Regions from separate parts of the Homo sapiens genome. Here region 2 is linked to region 1. Evidence: chromatin loops called from intact Hi-C (ENCODE). Cell type or tissue: dorsolateral prefrontal cortex. All regions are shown on one strand. Links, peaks and the distances in the headings refer to the core of each region. The heading gives the core; the rest is flanking DNA. Region 1 overlaps PARD3B (par-3 family cell polarity regulator beta). Region 2 overlaps PARD3B (par-3 family cell polarity regulator beta).

Evidence for each region. Peaks named below come from ENCODE experiments on the same cell type or tissue, not always from the same donor. Only the 100,000 strongest peaks of a DNase experiment are listed, where the experiment ranks them.
Region 2: it touches region 1 in a loop (2.3-fold over the local background); 2 of 110 quality-filtered maps call a loop at or near these places.

The regions. Positions count from the first base shown.
Region 1 is chr2:204,855,857-204,864,914 of GRCh38, reverse strand. All of the region lies in intron 2 of PARD3B (par-3 family cell polarity regulator beta), which reads right to left. Among named protein-coding and RNA genes, the nearest start is that of PARD3B, 310 kb to the right of the region's middle. In dorsolateral prefrontal cortex, for the core only: no CTCF peak of the experiment used is centred there; a DNase peak (open chromatin) is centred at 4,494.
Region 2 is chr2:205,010,449-205,019,506 of GRCh38, reverse strand. All of the region lies in intron 3 of PARD3B (par-3 family cell polarity regulator beta), which reads right to left. Among named protein-coding and RNA genes, the nearest start is that of PARD3B, 470 kb to the right of the region's middle. In dorsolateral prefrontal cortex, for the core only: no CTCF peak of the experiment used is centred there; no DNase peak of the experiment used is centred there.

The DNA of each region.
Region 1 (9,058 bases), core at 345-8,344:
TTTCTCAACCAGGGATGATGTCTTGTGGTACTTTTTATTGTCACATCAGAAGAGTGTTATTGGTATCTAATGCACAGAGGCCAGTAATCTATCAAAGCACTCACTTACACATGTGAGTTTCTGTAAAGTGCCAGACACTCCTCTAAGCACCAGGTATAGGGTGGTAAGAAAATCAGACAATGTCCTCTGTCTCAAAGTTTACATTCAAAAGTGGGAGATAGACCTTAAGCCCATAAATAAAATTGGTTCAGATAGTAACGAATGCCAGGAGGATAACAAAACATTGTTATATTGGAGAAAGAGGAAAGTGATGTTTAATATTAGACTATATTAGATAATTTGGTCAGAGAAGCACTCTTTGAATAGGGGGACTTTGCGTGGACACTTTAATTCTAAGAAAGATTCTGAGAGTCAAACAAACAGAAGAAACAGCCATTGCATTAGTTCTAGCAAGAAAGGATGTTGGGTGGTCAAGCAATAAAAAAAAGTCAGTTTAGCTGGGACATGCTGAGTCAAAAGGAGGTTGTGCTTCATGCTGAATTAGAGAAGATAGTAGGGCCAGATCATTTGGGGCTTTTCAAGTCCCAGGTAAGAAGTTTACATCTTAATCTAAGTCAATTTATTGTGACTGGATGGTTTTATCATGGAAAAAAATGGGTCCCATTGTAAAGCTCCCTTTGACTTCCATATGCAAATCTGGCACGGGGCAGGGCAAGGACAGAAGTACAGGAACGGCTTAGGAGTATGCTGTCGTGCTCCAGGCAAATGACGATGGTGACTTTAAGACACAGAAAAGGGAAAGTATAAAGATAGAATAGGAAACAGTCTATTGGCAATCAAACAATCTCCCCAGTGAAGCGCTATCAAGATGAAAGGAACACCCCCATGGAAAATCAAAACACAGATGACAGCTTAAATGAAAGTGATACACTTAAACTTTTTTTTGGAATTATAAACCATGGGGATTGACAAAGTTTGCAATCATAAAGCCCTTGTTCAAATTCAATTTTCATAAAATTCAACTGTACCTTGCTCTTGTAGATGTGTTCTGAAAAGGTTTTTCTTAACATGAAAATCGGTGTCTGTGGGAAAAGTCAAAGACTTATTTGGGAATACTCTCTGTCTTTTGTCATACACTAAAGATCTGTCTTTGAGGCACTGCAAATTTCATGCACATTGAGATCCATGCTTATCCCAATATGCTTTTCTATCTATATGGCCTAAAGGCCATTCGCAAACTACAAATGGACTGTCTTACCAAAGTTTATTTGCAAGTCAGTCACTTGGAACCCAGAATAGAAATTTCCAAAGAAACAACACTGTGTTGTAAATAATGGTTAGATTCCTTAGCCAGGCAACCGAAGTTCTAACTCACACTGTATTTATATTAAAATACCAAAGCTGTGACAATTTTAAATATTGCTTCTATGGGAAAAGAGCTGAAATTCCGATTCCTAATGCCTAGTGTCTGACAATGAGAATGAGGGGTGTCTGTCTGTCTTCATACCAGAAGTGGTTGTGGGGGTCTCAAACCACAGGGGCTGAGAGTACGACTCCTCACCAGAGTAAGAAAGGTGATGCAAGGATGGCGCTCCAGTGGAGGATGAGGCACTGGGAGTCAGGTATACAAGAGGTATCTGCATTAATTCATTCAACAAGCATCAGACTGGAAGGTGGAGATGCAACAATGAATAAGGCCTCATGTGTCTCATCCCACAGTGCAAAGACTTTATCACAGTGGGAGAGGAGGCAAGAGGTATTGATAGAGACAGGAGACAGCCAAGGGTCCCCAGCGAAATTCCATCTTCAAGCCTAAAACAGCCTGAAGGCTGAAAAAACAGACTGCTGGTCCCGGATGGAGCCCGCCCTTTCCCGACTGGTTCTCTGAACAATGCCCACCTGCACACTGGGAGGACGGGGTGGAGCCTCCGGAGGTTTGCGCCATTTGCAGTTGGGAGGAGCCTGTGGCTTCTTCAGTTCCTGGGTGGTGAACTGGGATTCAATCTGTAAGGTGAGAAACCTGCTAGCAGGACTCTCTCTCACTTTGCTGAGTGTTATTTTTTTGTTTTACTATTTGCCCAATAAGTTCTGTTCCTCACCCCTCTATGTGTCTCAAGCCTAATCTTTCCTGGTCGTGTGACAAGAACCTGGTTTAAACTAAACTGAGGGGAAAGTTCTGCAACAGTAGAGGGGAAAAGGGATGTCCTGGAAAAAGTGAGGCTCTGGTGACAAGAACAGATGTGAGTGTCCTAGTGAGAGGTTCTTGGGGACAGAACAAAAAAGAAAGAGAATCATGAATTTAACTAAAACCCATTCAGTCTTTGATGTAGTATAAACCTTATATATTCCATCTACCTAAATCAACCCTCACGTTTTACAGAGGAGGAACCTAGTACTAAAAGGCAAAGGAGTCCAGTGGTAAATGTGGAATCGGGTATCAAGTGCTTGATAATCAAACATCTATTCATATATGCTAATCAATATCAATTTTTCCTCCTTTTAATAAATTATGCCCTGGAATCACAGGAAAAGCTTCAGCCATTAATGAAAGAAGGACATTAAAAGCCACTCCCTTATTTTCCAGGTGAGATAACGAAGGTCCAGGGAGGTAAAGTGATGTGACTTGCATAAGACGAAGTCACAGTGAGGGCTGCCTGGCTTGTGTGACCCAGAGGTTTCCACTGCACTTCCAGCAAGACCAGCTTCATTGCCAAAATGAGGACAAGGAAAAAGAGCTGTATCGCTGGGAGTGGATATCATACGTAGACTAAAAAGGCATATTCCTCTAAGCAAAGATTTGAAACATAATTTTCCACTTATGAAAATTGGTCATTGGTAAAAACAGTCATACATGATTTAGACCCTCTTTACCTAATATAAACATGGAGTGAAAGTTTCTAAATAAATGAATTTTCTAAAAAATTAATATTTGCCCTTTAAGTGACAAAACTTTCAGCCATTTCTTTTTTTTTTTTTTTTTTTTTTTTTTTGAGAAATGTCTTCTTTTAAATGTCTTAACTGAATCAACTGAAATGAGTTTTTCCCCACTGAAGCCTTGAAGCCATCATTTCATTTTGGTAATTGAGTAATTTTTATGGGATCCTTCTTATCTGAACCTGTCTCTGTGCCGTTTTATCTGCATGCTTCCCTCTTGCAGCCCTCTAATTCCAGTCAGATGCTACTAGTCTTCTACAGACTGAGAAAAACTGGATCATAAAGACTGACAGAAAATTATGTAAGGTAAGAGTCCAAAAGCCAAGAGTACTTCTCAAAAGTTAAATAATCATTATGATGGTAATTTTGGTGGCTCAGAGGCATCTCCAGTGACACTATTCTGAATATAACTTACTTATCCCTTTTGATCTCAATTCAGTAGCATTTTCAATTACATCCAAAATCTCAGCAGTTTTCTGAATAATTGAGATACCAAAAATTTAAACTTCAGTGAGCTAGGAGATTTAACTATTAAGAATATGTATAGAATTGGTTTTTCTACCTCAAGTAATACATTTCCACTTTAAATTTCATTTAAAAATCCCCAAATATTTTTCTTAATACCATTCTTGATATGTTAAATTAATTATTTTAGAAAAACCAAGTTATATATTTCTGCTTAAAGTATTACTTGTGGATAAAAGTTACTACGTGAAAGTCATCTAAATTAATTAATTCTGGAAACACAATATCAAATAAGAGGTACGAGAGAGAGAGAGAGAGAGAGAGAGAGAGAGAGAGAGAGAGAGAGAGAGAGAAAGGTATTAGGTAGCAATAGGTGAAAAAGCTACAAATGAAAAATTGTAGCAGCCCCCAATGAAATCATTAGGAACTAAATGTCTATTTGTAATAAGTGGCTTCAGAGATTCCAGAAAACAAATTGGAGATGTGTGGTAATGACTATAACCCCCTAAGTAATTCAGTGATTCAATTATGTATAGCATTTGCAGGGAAAACTCTACATTTTTGTGTCATATTAGCCAAACCTGACTTCACTGTACATTATTTTAGCCCAATGCTAAACAAGAACCACTGCTAATCTGCACATATGAAGCCTGGGAAATAAGGTCTTCAATAAAGATTTTTTTTTAACTTATCAAAAACAAACATGGATTAAACTTTTTATAAATAATGCTTCAAAGAGATATCTTTTCAGTAGTAAAAACAGACTGAATGTGTCCAAATATTCAGTCAGCATAGTTGGTTTAGATGATCTCTAAAGGGCTCTTCCATATGAAACTACGTTCCAATCACACCAGAGGGAGCACACTTAGGAAACTTAATAACAACAACTCTTCTCTTTCCTTGCAGTTAACAATTGAATATCTTTTACCAGTCTCCATTCTGCCAAAACGTTTTCTGTATACAAGCTGGCAGCACTGGAGAAGTTGTCGTCTTCTTTCTTTCCAACTCTTAGCATTGGTAGCCAAAAGTCTCTTTGTTGCTCAAATAGTCCATGCCATCTGCCAGCAGTTTCTCCATCCTGCGGTACCATCTGCCAAGCTCTGCTTCAGCGTCCAGGCCACGCTGCCTGAATGCTATTTCAAATGGCTGTCTCACCAGAAGAGAGAGCAAGCAAACCAACACCTTTTGGTTTTAACCATTCTTGGTAATCGTCACAAACACTCTCCTCTAGCTGACTGGTTCTAAAGATGGCAAAAAGCTCAACAATTTGAATGAAACAATTTCCTTTGATTTTTTTTTTAGCCTAAGAAATTAGACAGCTATAGAATGTTAATATAATCAGTCATTGATATAACACATTTTTATAGCTGCGATTCCTTTTTGTTTTTATAATGTATTCTTAATTACAATAAATTATTCTTCAGATAAAAAAGCAAAAAGGGGAAAACAATCCGTATTTCTACAGTTAATCCTGATTATATTAAAAGCAACTGCTGGCAGAAATTAATAATTCAGATGAATGTTATTAACAGTATAATACTAACTTTATGCTGCACTGCACTATTCTTCATTCTAATCTGCTTAAAATTCTTGACTTTAAAGTAGAAAACAACAAGGGCTGCATAACAGTCCCTTAACAAGGTTAAGCCTAAAGAGTTCCATTAATATCCTCCCTAAGGCCACCAGGAAATTCCTTAAAGGAAGAGAGTTTCAGGATTTGCTGTGGGTTATGCTCTAGGGCTTTTCTTTCTAGATTTGTTACTGCTATGAATTTATCTTACGTCTCCATCACTGCCCAGCCTTCAAGGGAGGCCCTCTTTATTCCCAGTCATCAAAACTCCTAGGATAACTCAACTACGATGACATGTGGAAGACTTTGCTATACTAGCACCAAAATTAAATTAACATTCAACTGAATGTCAGGAATCAAGTTCATTTATAAGAAATTATATTGTTCTACCCAAATGTCAGAAAATGTACATATTTTAAGATGCAACATCTGAGGTTTTCCAATCTTTACAGATAGCAATGTACACCATAGGCATGTCTGACCTTTATAAATGGGGGAGGGTGCTCTTATTGTATTAACCTCCACATTTCTTTTACATCTTTTAGCTTTGTAGACCATAGATCTTGATGTTGGGGTATATGGCTATTCTCATCCATTTCTAAAAACATAATCTACTTTTATACTCCTAATATGTGCAGAGTAAAGTTTCTAGTTTTTATTTCCCAAATTTTTATTCACAACAGAACAGCACATACTTGTTAAAGTCGAATACTTCCGAATACCACTAAATAAAATTTCATCATACCTATCATTATGCATATTCTGCTCACTTCAAGAAAAAGAAAAAAGAAAAGAAAAAATTGGCTATTAAATATTGGTCTTCAATGTCATATTTTTTTGCCTTGAAGCATACTATATTTAATAAACATCATGTAAAAGTATTCACATCTAAGATTTTACATTCTAATTTCACTGAAATTTGAGAATAATAAAGTTCTTAAAAACTTTTACTTTTCCTCAAATACTTAGACAAACCCAGGTGAATATTGGAAACATGAGAATGATGCATAATTTTGTGAGGGTTAAAAGCAATAAATACTCTGAAGCATAATGTTTTTAAAAATTCTAACTGAAATCATAAATGAGTTTTTAAATAAATTGTATATATTGAAGGTATATAACATGTTATATTATATATGTATTTTACTATATTTTTTATATATTATATATGTATATATAATATATACACCTATATATACAGTAAAACTGTTACTGTTGTAGAACAAATTAACACACCCATCATCTCACATAGTTAACCATTTCCCCTCCCATGGCAAGAACAGCTATAATCTATTCATTTAGCAAAAATCGTAAATACAATACACTATCATTAATGTACCCTATGTTGCATCCTTTGACCTAAATCTATTTCCTCCCCTACCCCAACTCTGGCAACCACTGTTTTATCCTCTCTATATATTTCATTTTCCTTTTTTTTTTTTTTTTAGATTCCACATATAAGTGAGTTCATGTAGTATTTTCCTTTCTGTGTCTGGCTTGTTTCATTTAGCAAAATATACTCCAGGACCATCCATGTTGTGGCATAGAGCAGAATCTCCTTTTTTAAAAAGGCTGAATAATATTCTATTGTGTATACACACCACAGTTTCTTTACCGATAAATACCTAGATTGTCTCTGTATCCTGGCTATTGTGGATAATGCTGCAATGAACATGTTTCAATTGAGGTGATCCTCTCTGGTACTTTAACTTTAAAGATATTTTACCACTTGATGAAAACTAAGGTTAATATGATAGTATTAACGTATTTGATAAAATGAGCAATTAACTAGTTTCCTTAAGTTTAAATATGCTGTTTATATATACTTAAACTTATGGAATCCATTGAATCCATTTACAATATTATGGATACACTATTGTATCCATTTATACCATAATTTAAAGTTTGGAACTGTGAACCCAGATAAATTCCATTGAAGTACCGTTTGAAAGACAAATCCAAATTACCAAGTGTTCAGGACTAACCCTCCCTTTAGACGATTAAGGATCTGTAGAAGGATATGTTTGTCTCATTCCTTTTGTCTTGGGATGAGCTCTTAATGGGGTTCAGAATCTCTAATTATGTCATCTTGACATTTGAGAAAACTTCAGAAGCAGGAAGGCCATTCTCACCTTCCCTTGGCTCTTGTCCCCTGAAGCAGGCTATAAAATCGAGGATGTCACTCTCTGACTTTCTCCCCAGAAGTGTTCTTCCTATGCTTGGAGGAAAGAAACATTCTTATCTCTGAAGACACAGAGAAGAATATGAACAAGAAGGCCTTGTTTGACCCCTGTCCCCCAGTTCAATTCCATTAGATCATACTCCCTTTGTCCAAAAATATTTATCTATAATTATCAACTTCTTAATCAAACTTAGCATAAAAATACACAGGTCTCTCTGTTTTTTTGCATCTTAATTTTCCTATGAAGTGTCCTATGTCACATAAAACTTTTATATTAAGTACATTTGTATGATTTTTTCTCATTCATCTGTCTTTTCCTATAGGGGCCTCAGTCATGAACCTAGAAATGGGTGAGAAAACAAATTTTCCTTCCCCTACATTCTCTTCCACATAAGATAACTTATAAAGGCACCAATAGCTTGAGAGACAGATACAAACAGGATTTATTCTTAAGATAAAGAGTTACTTTTAGATGAAGGCTCTCCCCTAAAATGTATGCTGCTAATTTATGAACTGCTGAAGAAAGATGTGCCTTCATGAATCTGAATGATATTAACTGAAGAAAGTTGAAAAAAGATGCTCAAAGTTCACCAGGGGATTGATATGCAGCATTCAAACAGTGATGCAAAACAGATAATAATATGAATTTCACTGGCTTCAGCAATAACTGATAATAAGTGAGAGATTCTTTTTTAAATTTAAAAGTGGAGTGGGGGTCAAATATGGAACAAGAAAAGACCCATAACAACCAAAGCAATCTTGAGCAAAACAAACAAACAAACAAAAAACCTGGAGGCATTACACACTGATCTAAAAAAGAAAATCCTAAAACTCTTTTATAATCAAAACAGCATGGTACTGGATGGCATAAAACAGACACGTCAACCAATGAACAGGACAGAAAACCCAGAAAGAAATCTAAGTATTTATAGTAAATTATGACACACAGGTGCCAAAATTGGAAATAAGTACAGTCTCTTTAATAAATGGTGGTGGGAAAATGGGATATTCACAAGCAGAAAAATGAAATTGAACTTTTATCTCACAACATATTCAAAAATTTACTCAAAAGAATAAAGAAATCTAACATAAAACTTGAAACTATAAGTAGAAGAAAACAAGGGAAATGCTCCATGACACCAGTCTGGGAAATGATTTATTGGATAGCATTCCAAAAGCACAGGCAATGAAAGCAAAAACAGAAAAACAGGATTGCATCAAACTAAAAATTGTTTCCTCTGCACAACAAAGGAAACAGTTAACAGAGTGAAGATACAACCTAGATTGGGAGAAAATATTTGCAAACCGTCCATCTGATAAGGGGCTAATATTCAAAATATATAGGGAACTCCCACAATTCAACAGAAAGAAAACTGTTTTAAAAATGGGCAAAGGATCTGAACAGGCATTTCTCAGAAGAAGAAATACAAATGACCAAAATATATATGAAAATAATGCTCAACATCTCTAATCATCAAAGAAATACAAATTAAAACCACAATGAGATATCACCTCCTGCCTGTTAGAATGACTATTACAAAAAAGACAAGTGATAAATATTGGTGAAGATATGGAGGAAAGGCAACCTTTGTGTAGAGTGTTGGTGGGAATGTCAATCAGTACAACCATTTTGGGAAACAGTATGGAGTTTCCTAAAAGATATAAAAATTATCATATGATCCAGCAATCCCACTTCTGGATATATTTCCAAAGGAAATGAAATCAACATGTCAAAGAGATATCTGCACTCCCATGTTTATTTCAGCATTATTCAAAAATAGCCAAGATATGAAAGCAATCTAACTATTCATCAACAAATGAATGAATAAAGAAAATGTGGTATGTTTACACTGAAATACTATATAGCCTTTAAAAAGAGAAAAATTCCATCCTTTGGGACAACATAG
Region 2 (9,058 bases), core at 252-8,251, 150 kb before region 1:
ACTCCTAGGTATATATTTGGAAGAAATCAAAACATGTGTACATGCAAAAACTGGTACAAAATGTTCACAGCATCACTATTCATAATAGCTAAAGAGTGCTCACAACAAGTGTCCATCAACTTATAAATGAACAAATAAAATTTGGCATATCCATAAAATGAAATATTATTTGGCAGTAAAAAGAAAATAAAGTACTGATACTTGCTACAGCATGGATGAACCTTGAAAACATGCTAGGCGGGAAAAGGCAGTCACAACACACCACATACAGTATTACATGATTTCATTTACATGAAATGTTCATATTAGGCAAATCTATCAAGACAGAAAGTAGATTAGTGGTGGCCTAAGGTTGGGCTGGACAGTAGGGAAATTGGGGAGTATTGCTAAGAAGTACAGGGTTTCTTTCTGGCATCGTTCAAATGTTCTAAAATTGATGATGATGGCTGCAAAACTATGTACATATGCTAAAAACCAATTAATTGTATACCTTAAGTAGGTGAACAATATGTTATGAATTATACATCAATAAGCTGTTAAGTCAAAAAGAACCACCCAATCTGATAAATTTAAGTATAAATCAACTTTATTACATGAGTTAAAAAATCTTAGCTGCTTAGAGCTAGAAGTAGATGTTGCAGATGAGGGCTGGTGATGGCAATGTCTTTAACAGCAAAACTCATTGGGCCAAGCAAATATTTCATGAAACAACTATAGGTGAAAGAAACAAAAAGCATATTTTATTAATCAGCGTGCTTTTTTTTTTTTTTTTTTTTTTTTTTTTGCTTATACTGCTAAATCAAATTTGTAACCTTTTGTCCAAACTTATAAGGTGTAATTGTAACCTTGGGTCAAGAAAAACGAGGCTCTCCTGATGAGGCAAATTTTGGTACATAATGCATTTAAGTGCATGAGTTATTTTCATCACACTTTAAAAAAGCATTTGAAATCAAATGTTTCTGGAATCCTTGGAAAAGCATCTGATTTCACAAGAGATCAACTGAAAACACTTCATCAAGTCCAATGCTCTTATTTGCAGATCAGAAAACTGAGGTTCAGAAGGGTTGCTATAGTCATAGGGCTACTAAGTGGTAGAATGTTGGTCTCCTAACTTCTTTCCTTCTTCCCAGATTTCATGATCACATTTCATGTTCTGGATATTACATGAAAACAATTATGCTAAAGGTAAATAAGTAGATACAATAAAATTATACAGATATATCATATCTGTTTATTACACCAGGGTGTGAATGCCTTAAAGGCATTAAAGTGAGTACTCACTTTTAGACTTCCTTCCTTCTTTCCAGATTTAATGATCTGAGTATTACATGGAAAGATTACGCTAAAGGTAAATATGTAGACATATTATACAGCTATATCACACCTGTGTCTCACACCAGAGAGTGAATGCCTTAAAGGCATTAAAGTGAGAACTCACTTTTATACTCACAGTGTTTAGCACAGTGCCTGGCAACAGCATATGTTTACATTTAAGGAATGAATACCTGAGGAATGAACTTTATCTTCCAGTGTTATTTAAAAACACAGATTTTCAAACTAGAGTTCTAGTTCCTTATCTGTAACCACCTAAACATCACCTCTGCTTATACTAATTGTGTTGTAAATTAACTTATCTTTTCCCTCTTGTCAGCTCCCCCTTGACCTCACTGTTCTGTCAATGGTCCTATCTTTCTGCCAGTCACCCAGTGACAAGGCCAGGATTTGGAGAGCACCTACATAGGATGATTCAGGAAGAGGATAGGACCATTTCATTCAGGCTATCAAAAAATTAAGCAGAAATTAAGTAATTAAGCAAGTCATTGACATGGGTGAAGGTGAGGGAAGGACTAGATGAGCATGAGAACCCTGGCTGTGACCAGTGAGCAAAGCCAGACAATGCTGGGATGTTATACAAAAGAGAGCCATCCAGGCTGGGCAGATGTTCTCAGAAGTAGAAAACAATGAGTGCATAGGAGGCTTTGATACGATGACCTCAGAATTTGAGGTCAGGGAATGGTTACTCTGTAAACAGTAAAGAAATAACTATAATAGATGAGTTTTGCCATCTGCCATCATGTCCTCGACCAGAAAAGGAATGGGGGGGCAACTGAGGCTCAGCAAAATAACCAGGTGGATCTTCAGAAGCAAGAGCTGGAATGTAATTAAAATAAATTTTTGCTCACTGAATTATATATTTTTCTGAGGACATGATATTTATGGCAACAGTAACTACTATGTTCACATTTGTTAGTTAGGGTATAATGTTCTGTGTTATGGCACTGGTCCAACTCCCCTAAGCATTTGTGACCTTACATTACATATCTACAGGCCAGACACTCCTTCACATGCTTTGTTGATATGGCTGCCCCTCTATTACCCAAACTGTCTCATTCCCTTTATGTTTTTCGTCAAACCATAATGCATAGTAGACTATCTGCATCATTTCTCACTATTTCCTACTATTTTCAAAGACCTTTCTCAAATCTAGACACTTCCATGGATTATTCCAGTATCTCTGTAGCCCCCACCCTTAAACTCTTGCTTCTCTGGACTCTTTTGGTGCTTAGAGGAACTATCTGGAAGTTAACCATATACAAGTTTTATTTAACTTTTTTATCCATCCATCTTCCCATCTAGACTGTTTTAACATTTTAAGAGCAGAATGTGTGGCCATTCAAGACAGTAGGCTAAGAATTGAGAATCAGGAGTTCAGTTGAGTAGGAAGGAATTTCTAAATGCCTAAAAGAACAGTGGTCCAAGTTCAAAGAGGCCAGTCAAAGTAAACACAGAAGTCAGACAGGCACTACTGGACCTGAGCAATGCCTTGCAAACCATCATCTCTGGAAACCTATATTTTCAGAAGAAGCCTTAGGACCGGAGGTTCCTGGGATCCTCGTTTCCATGGGAATCAGAGTACCCCTACTTTCATTTGCTTTATGTGTTGAGGTTCTGCTTAACGTTTCCTTGGAAAGAAATGATCCTATGGGTAAAGTCATATCTAAAAATCAGTGGACTAAAAAGCCATGAATGTGTCCAAAGAGTTCCTGAGTGTCTCCTCTGGGCAGGTTCCTCATGAAGGGAATGAGAGTTGGGTAAGTGAAAGACACGTGAAGGTACGTGAAGAAGGCCAGGGTGGCTGGAGCACGAAGAACAAAGGGAAAAAGAGCACAAAATGAGCCAACAGAGGTAGGCGGGGTCAAAAAAGATAGGTTTTGCAGGTGCAGAAGGGTTTACATTTCATTCTATGTGCTAGAGGAGGCCATTACAGTTCCCAGCAGGTAAGTCCCACAATCTGACTTAGAGAATACTTTAAATCCTACATTTATATTTTATATTTGCCTTTTATATTTTAAAATATAAATTTAAGCTGCTTTGTGGAAAACAGATTGCAGAGAGACGAAAGAAGAGATTATTGTCATAGTGCTAGACAGAGATGATAGTGGTTTGGCCTAGGCAGACAAAGAGACAGTTTTGAGATTTATTTTGGAGAGACAAAACCAATTTTTCCCATTTTGCATTTCCAGGCAAATCAACTTCAGTGTAACTGTTGGGAGTGGTGGCCTCAGGTGGAGTGCAGAAACGGTCTAGGTAGGCAGGCAAGGCTGCAGGTTTCAGACATCAGCAAGCAAGCTTACATAATAAGGCTCACGATCAGGAAAATAAACCCATTCTTTCATTCATTCACTCATAACTCATTGAACAGCTGTGTGCCAGGCAAGGTGCTGAGGCCTGGGCATGCAAAGTCAAATAGGGCCAATTGTTCAAAACTAAGTAAGAAAGAAACCCCACTGCACAAGATGACTGACAGAAGAGATTCTCAGTATCTAGAGTAAGAAAGTATGGATACGGAGGACAAAGCAGATGTCAACCACCTTTATTACATCCTCCAATTTACTCATTCATTGATTCATTCATTTCATTAGTTCACTCACTCAATTCCCCAACTATCATCCAATACCTGTTTGTTGTGAAGCTCAAGACTGGGTTATACCTATATGAATAACACATCATCCCTATCTTCTAGGAACTCGGTCTGCATCTTGCCAAGGAGAAATACATGTAAACATGTCAGTATGGTTGACCCTTGAACAACACAGGTTCGAGCTGCGCAGGTTCACTTATACATGGATTTTCTTTCACCTCTGCCACCCCTGAGAGAGCAAGACCAACCCCTTCTCTTCCTCCATCTACTCAACAGGCAGATGATGAGGATGAAGACCTTTATATTGATCTACTTCCATTTAATGAATAGTAAATATATTTTGTCTTCCTTATGATTTCCTTGATAATTTTTTCTTTCCTCTAGCTTACTTTATTGTAAGAATACATAAAAATACATATTGTATACATAATACATATAACATACAAAATAGGTGTTAATCAACTGTTTATGTTATTGGTAAGGCTTCTGGTCAACAATAGGTATTAGTAGTTAAGTTTTTTGGGGAGTTGCAAGTTATACTCAGATTTTCAACTGTATGTGGGCCCTGTAACCCTAACTCTCACATTGTTCGACAGTCAACTGCATAATGTGAGGTGCTAAAATAAGAAATATACATAATTAACTATTCATGAGACATGGAGAAGTTGATCTTTGCAGCCTACAGTACAGGCCTATGACAGTTACATTCCTTCTGCCTTAAATGTCCTCAGCTTAAATTTCACTTCTTTACAGAAACCTTCTCTGACTCTAATTAAACTGGGTTTCCTGAATACTCTTGCCTTTGTGGCACTTCTCAAAGTTTGCAGTTACATGTGTGTTCAATTCTACCTCTCCTAGACTAGACTACAAGCTGCACCAGAGCTGTATCTGGCCTGTTCTGTGCTATACTCTCTAGCACAGTGCTCAACACAGAAGAGATGCTCAATAAATACTTGTTGAATAAGTTATTTTCTTAATCCAAGATAATCTCAATCATAGGCACATTTTATTAGAACATGCCAAATAACCCTACAGGAAGACCAATTGGCCAAAGCCCAGAAATAAATGTTAATGAATAACATTACTCAGGTACCTTCTCCTCGGCACACACACTGGGGCATCCCAGTTGTGAATTAGATATCACCCCTTGGCTGCAGTTCTCCTTTCCTGCTCTGTACCTGGGAACTATAGATAAGAAAGAAGTTCTACCCTGTGGATGCCAATAACTGTACATGTGACAGTCAGACCTCAGGATCACAAATGCAGAATGACAGAAATGTACTTGCCCCTGCAGAGAGGTTAAAGCAGCCACGGTCCAAGGCCAGCTGTCAGGAAATTTCTGGTTTTCACTGACTTACTTGAAAAGGACATAAGAAGTTAGGTTGATACTAGTGACAGCATGCAAATAAAGCTATTCTTATTTTTATTGAATACATGGTTCTACTCTTACTTTCATTGAATTTAAGTACCAGCATGCCAATATGAATAGATGAAGACTTTTCTCAGACTTTCCTAAATTCCAGGAGTAAAGCTGGTTAGCAAGGCAATTCTGGTAGCAGAGCTGGCAGGTGGGCTGTCGGCAATGTGAACTTATAGACACAGACAAGGATTGAAGGTAAAAATACAGATGAAATGCCTTCTCTGTCTGCAGATTTCACAGTAGGGTGACACCTTGGTTCTCAAATGGTCTAAATTGTTCCATTGCTTACTTCCATTGGCTGTGGAATTGCCACTGAGATAGTAGAGATCACATCTTTTCCCACATCCCAACAGGAACTCTGCCCTTTGACCCTGTGAACCCGCCACAGTTGCTCATTTAAAATGGTTTTCAACCTCCAGCGCTGACCACAGACCTGCAGATGCTGCTTCACAGCAGGCAGTGAGCCCTCAAGAAGCAGTCGATACTGATTTTTTGCTTTTGTTTCTGTTCCTATGTATTTCTGAGTCTTACAGAAAGATTAAATTTGTGAAGTGGGCATGTTATTAGTATCCAATGACAGAGGCCAAGGACACTGCTGAGCACCCTACAACGCCCAACGTACAGGAAAGCCCCTCCACAACAAAGGTGCAGCCAGCCTAAAGCATCAATAGTGTAGAGGTTGGGAACCCCGACAGACACTACACCACTGGATACAAGAGAAGATAATGTATTCTCTGCTTCTGAAAATTATACCACTTCTCAGGAGATAATGACATTTATATACAAGTCTGAAGGGGAAAAAAAACAATTTTAAACATCTAAAAATAATGATTTTGAATAATTAAACTACAGTTATCAATTATAAATACTAGAAGAAGACAGACGAACAAAAGAGCACCGTAGAAAGCAAATTAGAATTGGCATTTGAATTAGAGCAAATAAAAACAGCCCAGGGGCCATGGCTCTGTGCCTGCGTGGGGAAGTCTCAGACGGGAAACTGTCACCGGACCAAGTAAAAGTTCCTTTGGTTCTAAACTCATGTTGAAATCAAGAAGGGAGAGGAAAGATTCTAGCTTGCATGGGTAGGGACAGCGTGTGAGCAAGTCAAAGTCAGAATCTAGGAAACGCTACGTAGATTTTAAGTCTATCAGCAAAAACATGAAAACTTTAAACATATCTTATTCTTCTGCTTATGCTAGATAAGTTAAAGGTTACTCGTTTTAGAAATGCTGTATTTTGGAAGTGCTTTCATTTGGGAGTTCAGGACAGTTTCTCATGTGTCTGAGATCTCGCAGTATAATAAATTACCCACAGAAGGACTTTAGTGGTTTCACCTTGAGGTATTGTAATAAATACTTCCAACTTGTTTATAGCTTTCTTTCCATGATTCCAACAATGTAAGAAACAGGCAGGTTTAAACACTGAAAACTGAAGATAAATACAGAAATAGTTAAGTTATATGTGCAGTTAAAACACTATCTCTTTAATGCGGTTGTATGCGTTAAGCTATCAAGTGTTTGCTGTGAGTGGTACTTTTAAGCAACAGTCCAAGAGAAATCTAAAATCCTCAGAATTCTAAGCTCATTCCCTAGACAGTATACTACTGACCATTTTCACCTACTCTTCTTTTCTTATAAATCTACATTCTAAAGCAGCCAGAAATCAAAAGAGTCATGGAAAGCATAATCCATTCTATTCTCATCTCAAAAGCTTTGGGCAGGATAAGCTGATTAGTCTGCTAACATTTTGAATTTTTCCTCTAAAAGTAAATTTTGTAGGAAATACTATCTATCAGGATATGTATTGGAAATTATACAAGCAGAAAAATGGAAATATATACTTAATGGCAGGCTAAATACAGAAATTCAACCATCCTAAAACTACCACAAAGACAGTGAAATAGTAAAATAGGTAAAACTCACAAATACGAAGAAAACCAGGAGAAAATGAGTGGAGATGAGTGATGTTAACAAAATGTTGGAAGATGGGAAGTGAAAACATAAGGACCAGGATCAGTGGTAATTCTCTCTCCAGAAGAGAGACAGCTGAGACCTGACATCCTACAGAGGTAGGGAGGCCAACCAAGTTGCAGGGACCCAGGAAAGCTCAGGAATTGGGGAAAGCAGCTGCTTTAAAAGGTCAGGGTGGGGCTGATGGCAAGAGGATGGGTAGAAAGCCTGTAAAATGCCCAACGAGGCCTTGGCCCATTTCCATTCCTCAGTCTGTGCTCCAGAGACTGCCCATTCTCTTCTCTCCTCCTTGTACAAATCAGAGTTGCATTTTCTGGGTAGGCTGACCAATTCTGATCTAAATGATGCCAGGCATAACTGCAGAGGCTGAGTGTGATGCATGGTTGTAAAAAAAAAAAACCCAGAAAACTAAGGAAGAGTCAAATACTGAATGGTGAGACCCCTTCTTTATTTCCAAGCTAGGTTCCCTAAACACTGTCACCCAGGCTTAAATCTTCAGGTAAGGCACATGGAGAGGAGTCTTTCTCTGCGGAAAATAATTGAGAAAAGAAGTCCATGGCAGCCTGTCTCCAAGACGGCCACCTAGCAAGCCCCACTGCCTGGATTTACACTATGTAGTTCCTTCCTACAGTGCACCAAGGTTGGTCTGTGCGATGAATAAAATATGACAGAAAGAAGTACTGGTATGTCCATTCTGAGATTAGGTTATAAAACTGCACTTCTGTCTTTAGAGCATGCCCCTCTTAATTTCTCTCTCGAGTCACTTGTTCTGAGGGGATGCAGCTGCCATGTCCCAAGCAGCCCTAGGGACATACTGACAACCTGAGGAAATTAGGACTGCCAGCACCCACACATGTGAGCTGAGGAGTGAGCCCTCTGACCCATCCTTGAGATGACAGCTTGGCTACAGACTCTTGGGAAACCCCGAGCCAGAATCACCAAGCTAAGCCATGCCTGCATTCCTGACAGTAATCATCTGTATGAGGTAATAAATGTTTGTCATTTTAAGCTGCTAAGTTATATATAATCTGCAGATAATCAATACACGGCCAGTGGATAACAACATCTACCAGCCAAGAGTGAATAGGCAGGATCTCTATCCAATTAGCCTAATGGTGCTACCAGCTTAGGGGATACCTTCCACCACTAAACCCCATACACCAGAGAGCCGCAATCAGCTTTTTAAGGGGATCCTTCTTAAATATAAACATACAGCTGAGGATAACAGATAAATGAGGAAACCCTTTAAAATAAAAGGCCAAAATAATCAGTAGAAAAAATCTGGAAGTAACAGACAATGTGAAGAGGATTTAAGTGCTGATATTAAATATTGAAGACAAAGGTAAAATATCATATATAACCACACTGAAAATATATAGACTTGATAAAGCACACCACTCTGAATTTTCAGAACTTTAGGGATAAATAGAGGATGCTAAAAGTTTCCACAGAGAAAAAAAAATCCATGTCTGGAATGTAAAAAGAGAATAGAAGCATACTTCTCAAAAGCCATACTGGGGGCTACAAAATAGCAATGCAATCGATTCAAGATTCAGAAGCAAATAGATTTCTAGCCTAGAATTATATATGCAGCCAAACTATAAATCAAGTGTGATGGTAGAGTGAAAAATTTCTTAGAAATAAAAGGTCTCAGAAAGTGTTTGCTCTCATGTAATCTTTCTTAGAAAGCTACTGAGAAGTCAGCTTCATGAAAATGAGGGACTAAACCAGAAATGAGAAACTATG